Regions from separate parts of the Homo sapiens genome. Here region 1 is linked to region 2. Evidence: chromatin contacts called from ENCODE Hi-C data. All regions are on one chromosome and are shown on one strand. The core of a region is the stretch at or near the end of the contact, and the rest is flanking DNA. Distances in the headings are between cores, read along the strand shown. Region 1 overlaps TBCEL-TECTA (TBCEL-TECTA readthrough). Region 2 overlaps GRIK4 (glutamate ionotropic receptor kainate type subunit 4).

Evidence for each region. Hi-C counts contacts between places; a loop is a spot of excess contacts on that map. Pooled maps may share reads with other maps.
Region 1: a loop to region 2 is called in a pooled map, with 2.5 times the contacts of the local background. The contact joins two enhancer-like sites. A Hi-C loop is called at or near these places in 9 of 37 single-sample maps with no recorded cell type and 5 of 50 pooled maps.

The regions. Positions count from the first base shown.
Region 1 is chr11:121,066,789-121,071,368 of GRCh38, reverse strand. All of the region lies in intron 7 of TBCEL-TECTA (TBCEL-TECTA readthrough), which reads right to left. The region is part of intron 8 of TBCEL (tubulin folding cofactor E like); the gene reads right to left. Among named protein-coding and RNA genes, the nearest start is that of TECTA, 32 kb to the left of the region's middle. RefSeq lists a cis regulatory region at 3,774-3,787 and an enhancer at 3,708-3,852. Within about 2 kb of position 2,433, at least 3 of the 41 ENCODE cell types and tissues checked have a DNase peak (open chromatin) inside an H3K27ac peak, as active enhancers do.
Region 2 is chr11:120,923,878-120,928,800 of GRCh38, reverse strand. The region is part of intron 13 of GRIK4 (glutamate ionotropic receptor kainate type subunit 4); the gene reads right to left. Among named protein-coding and RNA genes, the nearest start is that of TBCEL, 98 kb to the left of the region's middle. RefSeq lists a silencer at 2,572-2,671. Within about 2 kb of position 2,685, at least 2 of the 41 ENCODE cell types and tissues checked have a DNase peak (open chromatin) inside an H3K27ac peak, as active enhancers do.

The DNA.
Region 1 (4,580 bases), core at 1,184-3,683, 140 kb before region 2:
CCCTCAAAAACAAAAAGAAATCATTGAGTTCCCAAAGATACATGATATGCTGACTTCTAAAAGTTGCATTTTTTTTCTCTTTAAAATTAAAGAGGATGACTGTGTATTAGGTAAGCACTAAAGAAGCAATTTAGATTCAATCTATCAGAGGAAATGGAGAGAGAAAGTAAACACAAAATGAAGGGAACACTGAAAAATACAAGCAATGTGGATAGACATCTGATCAAGGGCAAGGCAAAAATAATAAACATGTACACTTGACTATGTGCCAGACCCACAAACATGGAGGTTTCTTTCTCTCTAAATGATATTTCTATACCCTCAGAGAAATCAGGGCTATAAATACCAGACAACAAGTACAACTTCACGATGTGTTTTCTGAGGACCAGTTCAAATTCTAGAGTGAAATTCAGTCTTAATACACATAATCTCTCTAAAAAGACATAAGCAATCTCCACCACACATATCCTCCTTTACTAGTCTCAGTTTTTAAGTCTCTGGGTCTCTCTCAGCTGCTGCCTTTTTTTTTTTTTTAAATACTTTAAGGTCTAGGGTACATGTGCACAACGTGCAAACATGTGCCATGTTGGTGTGCTGCACCCATTAACTTGTCATTTATATTAGGTATTTCTCCTAATGCTATCCCTCCCCCCTCCCCGAATCCCACAACAGGCCCCCGTGTGTGATGTTCCCTGCCCTGTGTCCAAGTGTTCTGATTGTTCAATTCCCACTTATGAGTGAGAACATGCGCTGTTTGGTTTTCTGTCCTTGCGATAGTTTGCTAAGAATGATGGTTTCCAGCTTCATCCAAGTCCCTACAAAGGACATGAACTCATCCTTTTTTATGGCTGCATAGTATTCCATGGTGTATATGTGCCACATTTTCTTAATCCAGTCTATCACTGATGGACATTTGGATTGGTTCCAAGTCTTTGCTATCGTGAACAGTGCCACAATAAACATACATGTGCATGTGTCTTTATAGTAGCATGATTTATAATCCTTTGGGTATATACCCAGTAATGGGATCACTGGGTCAAATGGTATTTCTAGTTCTAGATCCTTGAGGAATCGCCACACTGTCTTCCACAATGGTTGAACTAGTTTACACTCCCACCAAGTATGGAAAAGTGTTCCTATTTCTCCACATCCTCTCCAGCACCTGTTGTTTCCTGACTTTTTAATGATCGCCATTCTAACTGGTGTGAGATGGTATCTCATTGTGGTTTTGATTTGCATTTCTCTGATGGCCAGTGATGATGAGCATTTTTTCATGTGTCTTTTGGCTGCATAAATGTCTTCTTTTGAGAAGTGTCTGTTCATATCTTTTGCCCACTTTTTGATGGGGTTGATTTTTTCTTGTAAATTTGTTCAGCTTCTTCTTCTATATACAAACCAAAATCTCTCCACTTAACTTCCCAACTTGAAACCTTTCAATGGTTTCCCACTGTCTATAAGAATAAGCCCTACTGTCCGAGCACAGCATACCAAAGTCTTTCACGGACTGCCCTGTTTCCTACCTTCCTCCCCAGCATAATATGTATCATTACTTCCCAGTTATTAACTACTTTTTTTTTTTCAGACAGTCTAGCTTTGTCGCCCAGGCTGGAGTGCAGCGGCACAATCTTGGCTCACTACAACCTCTGCCTCCCAGGTTCAAGTGATTATCCTGCCTCAGTCTCTCCAGTAGCTGAGACTACAGGCATGCACCACCACGCCTGACTAATTTTTTGTATTTTTAGTAGAAATGGGGTTTCACCATGTTGGCCAGGCAGGTCTCGAACTCCTAACTTCAAGTGATCCACCCACCTCGGCCTCCCAAAGTGCTGGGATTACAGGAGTGAGCCACTGTGCCCAGCTCCCACTTACTACTTTTCACTAGTCATATCAAATTGTTGTAGTTCACTGCACATAAAGACATTTCATACCTCTGTACCTTTACTTCCCATGTACTCACATCTGTCTAGAATATTCTTCCCTCATCGTCACCAGATTAACTCAATCATTTTCCAGGAAAGTACCCTCTTCCAGCAGACCTAAGTCCTCCTTAGTGTTCTCAGAGTATAAAGCGAATATTCAATCATCTTACTGAACAGTTGCTATACTGCCAGGCACCGCTCTAGGCACTGGGGAGATGGCAAGGTACAAAACAGAAACAGTCCCTACTCCTATAGAGCTTACAGTACCATGGGGGGAGATTGACAATATACAAGAAATGTAACTCAGGTGTTGATAAGTGACAAGAAAAATATTAACAAAAGGAGGTTAAGAGAATTATAGGAGACAGAGGTGTGCTATTTTAGACTGGGTGAGGAGAGAAGGAATCTCGGATAAGGTGTCAGCGAGGGAGAGAATGAAGCAGGTAGCCTGGTGCATTCTCAACAGGGAACAAAGTGCAAAGGCCTGAGGAGGGAGTGTGCTTGAAGTGTGTCAGGAACAGTAAGGACAGTTTCTGTTTTTTGTCTGTTTTTTTTTTTTTTTTGAGACGGAGCCTTGCTCTGTCACCCAGGCTGCAGTGCAGTGGTGTGATCTCAGCTCACCGCAACCTCCGCCTCTCGGGTTCAAGTGATTCTCCTCCCTCAGCCTCCAGAGTAGCTGGGATTACAGGTATGCACTACCATGCCTAAGTAATTTTTTTTGTATTTTTAGTAGAGACAGGGTCTCTCCATGTTGGTCAAGCTGGTCTTGAACTCCCGACCTCAGATGATCTGCACACCTTGGCCTCCCTAAGTGGTGGGATTACAGGCATGAGCCACTGCGCCCAGCCTCTGTTGTTTTTTTAAAAATCAACTTGAGTTCTTAGAAACAGGCTGCTATGAGATGCACGGGCCTTAAGGGAGCAAGGGTGGACTCAGGGAGACTGGTCAGTAGGCTACTACAATAACACAAGTAAGATATGATGAAGGATTTGGACTAAAATGATAGGAAGCAGTAGTCAGATTCTATACATAGGTTTTGAAAGTAGAACTGAAAGAAAAAAAAAACAGACCAGATGTGGGGTGTGGGAGAAAAAAAATCAAGAATGACTCCAGTGTTTTTTCCCTGAGCAACTGGAATAATTGAAAAAAGGAGAAAAACTGGCAGAGCAGTAGCTATGGCACAGGGGGCTAGGGGTGAGGGAGGCAGGGTAAGGGAAAAGGGAGGGTATCGAAAGTTGAGTTTTGGACACACTAGGTTTAAACATCCAGGCAGAGGCATCAAGCAGGCAGCTGGAAAGCGCCGTCTGGAATTTAGAGGCAGATCACAGCTGCATGTATACATCTGGCAGTTATCAGAATACAGAAAGCACTGAAAGCCTCGGGACTGGCTAAAAGTGTGTGGGGGATGAGTACAGAAGAGAAGAGGTCCAAGGACTAAGTCCTGGGGTAACTCAAGTTTTAGAGGTTGGGAACATGAAGAGGGCCCAGCAAAGGAAATATATCTCTAGCTTAGCTTCTTGAGAGTAGACACTACTGTTTTTGTCTCTTTATCTCTAGCTTGAAGCCCAGTGCCTCTTGGTCCTTAGTAGGTATTCAGTAAATAAATTAAACTGTCCTTTGAAACCCAGCTAGAATCTAGAGTTATTTCCTAGAAGTTCTCCTGGTAAGGCCTGAGAGTCTAATAACTGAAATATGACCAGCCCAGTAAGGACATCTTTCCAGCTACCTGCAGTACACACTGAACTTATCTGGAAACAGCATATCACACCACTGCTATATAAGCCACTAAGAAACACGGCACAGATGACGGCTTTAAAAGAAAAGAGTCCATTGACTGGAAAAGCAAACAGTATGATGGTCAAAGGCCAAGAATCAGAAAACAGAGATTTTTCCTCTTCTCTTGTTTCACAAAGTAAATAAACATGAGACATATGGCTGATTGCTCAGTTTTTTGTTAGTCCATTATTGCCATAAGCAGCTAGAGCAGAGAGGCTAAACTTCCAGCTCTACCTATCAGAAGGCAATAAAAAGGATAATTGAGCACCTGTAAGAAATTATAAAGCTCTTAATAAGTATGTCTCCCTTCAGTCTCCTAAACATTTTACTCTTTTCATCATAAAAATTCAAATGATTCAGATTTTGCATTTCATCCTGGGATAGGAAAACAGGTATGTGAATCTCTGGATCCTCTTTAAAGTCTTTTATTGCCAAAATGACTAATCACATAGAAACAGATGTGTGTAAATAATCCAACTGACACACAAAATAACTTTGCTACCATAAAGGACATTCGGCTCATCATGTCGGCTCTTTATTCATAACCTCAAAGACATTTTGGGTAACTTTTCTTACTTTATGTTAAAGTTAATTAGAGCTATTTCATGTTTAACTGACACGAGAGGAAAATAAAAGGAGGAAGAAAAGCTCGGGGAACCGAGCTAGGAAGGCTGTAGTGGAAGTTAGAATTTACAGGAAAATTGAGCTGAACACTGATTTTTAAAAAAATTTCATTAAATGAAAAAGAATGTTTTTCTTTAAATAAATGGATACCTCCATCCTACCTGGAAACTAAAGCTCAATTTTATATGAGACACTGAATGATGTAGAGGGTCAAATTCCACCTTTTACTAACTATACACAGTACTATGTGCTATTCATTGA
Region 2 (4,923 bases), core at 1,436-3,935:
TATTTCTCGAGGTTACAGCTTACTCTCGGGGCTGGATGAATTTCTTTAGAGTTAAATTAAAGTCCCCATGAAATATTTAGTTGGCTCGGCACAGGGCTGTGTTATTGGCCTATAGAGGGCAGATTTTAGGAACGAACCAGCGCTAAGGAAAGAAGGGGCTGGCAGTTCATTTGCAGGTGAAATTATGCGGCACAGAGGTCCAAGCTGACTCAAGAGGCCAAGCAGATACTATTTACCCTTGACCCTCTTGTTACAGGCTTCTATTCACTGGCCCACGAATCCTCAATCCTCTTGCTTTTTGGGGTCAGGCAGATGCATGTTTGAATCCCGACTCTGCCATTCACCAGCTGAGCAATTACCAGAAATCTGAGCTTCAGTTTCCTCATCTCTAAAATAGGCAAAATAATGTATACTTCTTAAGATTGTGGTGAGGGTTAAATTCAACTCCCTGTGTAAACAGAGCTCATGTGAGGTCCTGCTTCTTACAATCCCCTCTTCCCGTTGCAGCCAGAGGGGTCTTTGGGAAAGCTAAAGCAGACGATGCCATTTTTCTCCGTGTCGCCTTCTAGCTTTTTTTTTTTTTTTTTAAGACGGAGTCTTGCTCTGTCTCCCAGGCTGGAGTGCAGTGGTGCGATCTCGGCTCACTGCAGCTCCACCTCCCAGGTTCCAGCCATTCTCCTGCCTCAGCCTCCCGAGTAGCTGGGATTACAGTTGTGCACCACCATGCCCGGCTAATTTTTGTATGTTTAGTAGAAACACGGTTTCACCACGTTGGCCAGGCTGGTCTCTCACACTCCTGATCTCAGGTGATCCGCCTGCCTCGGCCTCCCAAAGTGCTAGGATTACAGGCATGAGCCACCATGCCTGGCCTGCCTTCTTAATATTTTTTTATGCCATGGACCTCTTTAACAGTCTGCTGATACCTGTTAACCTCTTATTTTAAAATATTTTAAAATGACTACATAGAAATTCAGTTATCAAAATATGTGTACACTTTTTGTGCTATAGTGGTATCTGTGCCTCTTTACATAACAAGAGCTGGAAGTGTGTCTAACAGCAACACTAAATTAATACCATTGGTGACAAAGTCACAGGTGTGGTTAATACCATGAAGCTTTGTTGACCACATTCATAATTGAAGGAAATATTACATTTCTGTTTGAACTTAGAAAAATATATAGATGTTAATTTTTCCTTTCTTTCTTTCTTTCTTTTTTTTTTTTTTTTTTTTTTTTGAGACAGAGTCTCACTTTGTCACCTAGGCTGGAGGGCAGTGATGTGATGTGGTTCACTGCAACCTCCGCCTCTCAGGTTCAAGCAGTTCTCCTGCCTCAGCCTCCTGAGTACCTGGGACTACAGGCACGCACCACCACACCCAGCTAATTTCTGTATTTTTAGTAGAGATGGGGTTTTGCCATGTTGGCGAGGCTGGTCTCGAACTTCTGACCTCAAGTGATCAGCCTGCCTTGGCCTCCCAAAGTGCTGGGATTACAGGTGTAAGCCACTGTGCCCGGCCAATTCTTCCTTTCTAGTTTTGTGGACTCTCAATGCTATCCTCAGACCATGGGTGTATGTGGACCTAGGAAAAGAACCGAGAGACTTCCAAGTTCATAAAGACCCAACTCCTTACCGTGGCCCACCAGGCGTTGGTGATACGGCAGCCCATTCACCACAGTCTAGCTAGTCATGCTAACCCCCATCCTGATTTCTGAACATGACAAGTTCACTTTCCACCTTGGGGTCTTGGAGTTTACTCTTTCCCCTCCACATATGCTCTGCCCTGGCCATGGCCCAGCTGGCTTCTCACCGTTCTGACCTCAGCTCAAGCACCATGCCATCAATGCAGCCTTCCCTACTTGCCCACTTAATGGGCCCCTCTCCTCGAGACACTCTGGCTCATTATACTGCTTTATTTTCTTCACAGCGGAAATCATGACCTGAAATTGTCTTGTTTATTTACCAGTTTACCTGTTGATTGTCTAGAGTGCCATCTTCAGGAAGGAGTGACCTTTGTCTGCCTTAGTCATCATACATCTCCAGTGTCCAGAACCTGCCATGTGCCAGGCACTACATAAATATTTGTTGAATGAAGTCATGATTGAATGAATGAATAGACAAATCCAAGAAAGAGGAGCTCAGTTAACATTATTCTCTATCCTTGGCTCTCAACTGAGGGAACGATTTTGTAGTAGAATGTTTTGACCAAGGGTACACCCTCTAGGGCCAGCTCAGCCACTTACTAACTGCATAATCTTAGGCCAGTTACTTAACCTCTTTGTACCTCAGTTTCCTCATCTGGAAAATGGGGTTAGTAATATTACATACTTTGTAGGTATGTTGGGGAGGTTAAATTAATGAATACACAAAAAGCACTTAGAACAGTGCCTGAAACATAGGGAATGTTCCAGAAGTGTCAGCCTTTATTATTTTGTTGCAACTTAAAGGATTCACTTCAATTTTATTTATTTTTTAAAATTATTGTTTCAGAAAATTCAATGTAGGTATTGAAGGGAGTGAAAAGAAATCCCATGATTAAAAAACTAATATGCATTATAGATGTCAGTGTTTATATAGTTGAGGTGTGAAAGAGAAAGGGAACTGAGAGCTTAGGTCCAGGCAGGTTATGGTATGTGGCAAAGCCCAGAGAGGCCTAAGTTTCACTTCCTCACATCACTACTACCACCACCATCACACCTGACTTTCTGAAGATTGACCAACAATTTACATGTCGAATCAAGAAAAGAAATTGAATCCTATCTGAGTTTTCAGGAAGATATGCTCATTTCTTTTCTTTCTTTTTCTTTTTTTTCTTTCTTTTTTTTTTTTTGAGATGGAGTCTCGCTCTGATGCCCAGGCTGGAGCACAGTGGTGCGATCTTGGCTCACTGAAACCTCCACCTCCTGGGGTCAAGCAAATCCCCTGCCTCAGCCTCCTGAGTAGCTGGGATTACAGGCGCACACCACCACACCTGGCTAATTTTTTTTGTATTTTTAGTAGAGATGGGGTTTCACCATGTTGGCCAGACTGGTCGTGAACTCCCGACCTCAGGTGATCACCCGCCTCAGTCTCCCAAAGTACTGGGATTACAGGCGTGAGCCACTGCGCCTGGCCGATATGCTCATTTCTAACCCAAATGCACCCTTTATTGATAAAAATCTCTGGCCCACAATACAGTCACCAATAGGCCATGGGACAAGGGGCACTGAATTTTCACCAGTGAGTCCACCCTCTTCTGCCTGTCTCCCATCCCTGCTGGCTGCCAAAACAGCTGGTTAAGCTCTGGGTCGCTGACAACGGGCAAAGCTAACTGGTCCACATGGGGATCCAACCTGCAGACCTGAACTAATGAGCAAGGGCTTGTGCTGGCCTAGCCAGCCCTACACTTATTTCGAGGCTATGGGTTCCAGGCGTGATCGGGGGCCTGTGTAAAGCTGGCCTGGGCAAGCCCAGGCGACAGGTTTCTGCTGTTGTAGGAGCCCGACAGTGCCACCAGCTCACGGCGCTGTCTTCCTTTCATTTTCCCTCCCACTTGTCAGCCCTGTAATTAGGAATGGTGAGATTCACGGGCCTGTTATTAGGACTGTTTTTGTTGGGTAAAATAAAGTACCACCAACTTCTGTGGGCATCGCCCACAGCCATAGAGAACTTCTAGAGGCCTTCCCTGTGCTCCTTCTCTGTTCCCACTTTTTCACCCCATCCCCTACAGCTCCTGCTAGACAGAATGGAGGCCCCAGCTCTGCCTCAGAGACCAGCCCTGAACTGCCCCACCTCCCCAGGGAGTGAGCAGTGATGTGACCAATTGGATCCACAAAGTGGACAGCATCTGGCCCCTTCTCATTTCCTATCAGTATGTGCACACGTTGAAACCACTGCAAAGGGCAGCAGGGCATTTTCTCAGGAATCCCTGCCATTTTTTGAGGAAGAGAGCTGAAGACATTGTTCTGAACCTCTGGCCACTCTTCCTGGGTGATAAAGGTGTATTTGGTCTTTTTCTGAGAGGTGTCCCACTTGTTGACATGGCTCATATGCCCATCAATAGTCATACCCCAAAACTGTTTTTTCACAGATCGTTCTTGAGACCCACAGCAACGTCTAAGGTTGGCAGTAACCTATTTAGAGATGAGGAGAATGAGACTCAAGAAGTCATGTGGTGTTAAATTTGGAATAATGGTTACCTTTGGGCAGACGAAAGGTGTAGAGAGTGAAACAGGAAAGAGGTGGGTGGGGACAAGGGGGTCTTCAGGATGCCGCTAAGGGTATATTTCTTGATCCGGACAGTGATTGATCACACAGGGATGTCCTCTTTGTGATCATTCATTAAGCTGTCACTTACGATTTGTGCACTTTTCTATATGTCTATTTCAATATATATTTTTTTAAGTTAAGTGATTTTCCCAAGTAGGAGAATGGCCACTGTTGAGCCTGCCACTAAACGCTCTGCTGACTCTGTGGTGAGGAGCCTGGAAGGGGAGCCAGGGCTGCTGCCACGGTACCGACTGCTACAGCGGTGACCTCACACACGCAAGGGAGCCACACTCAGGCCTGGCCAACCTCCTGTGCACCTCTCTTTACACATCTGGGTGGCTTCTAATTCAAGAAGGGGTAAAATGCACATCTGGATGTTTTCATGGATTTTCATTCTCATTTGGATGAAGAAGAGTCTAGATTCCTCGTCTGGCACAAACAGCTTAACAGATTGTGAAATTCCCAGAGGAGCCAACTCTGCCTGCTGCGAACACCAGGCAAAGCCCAGGGGGAAGACTTGCCTCCCTGCTGGGAGCTGTAATCGCCCCCCAGGACTTGCCAGCCATCACCCTAGAGGTCCTAAAGCCCAGGGGAGAGGGACCAGTCTGTCCTAGATTCAACAGTGATGCCCTGACAGTGTGCTGGGTGGATGAACTACCCACCAGAATCTGACACTAG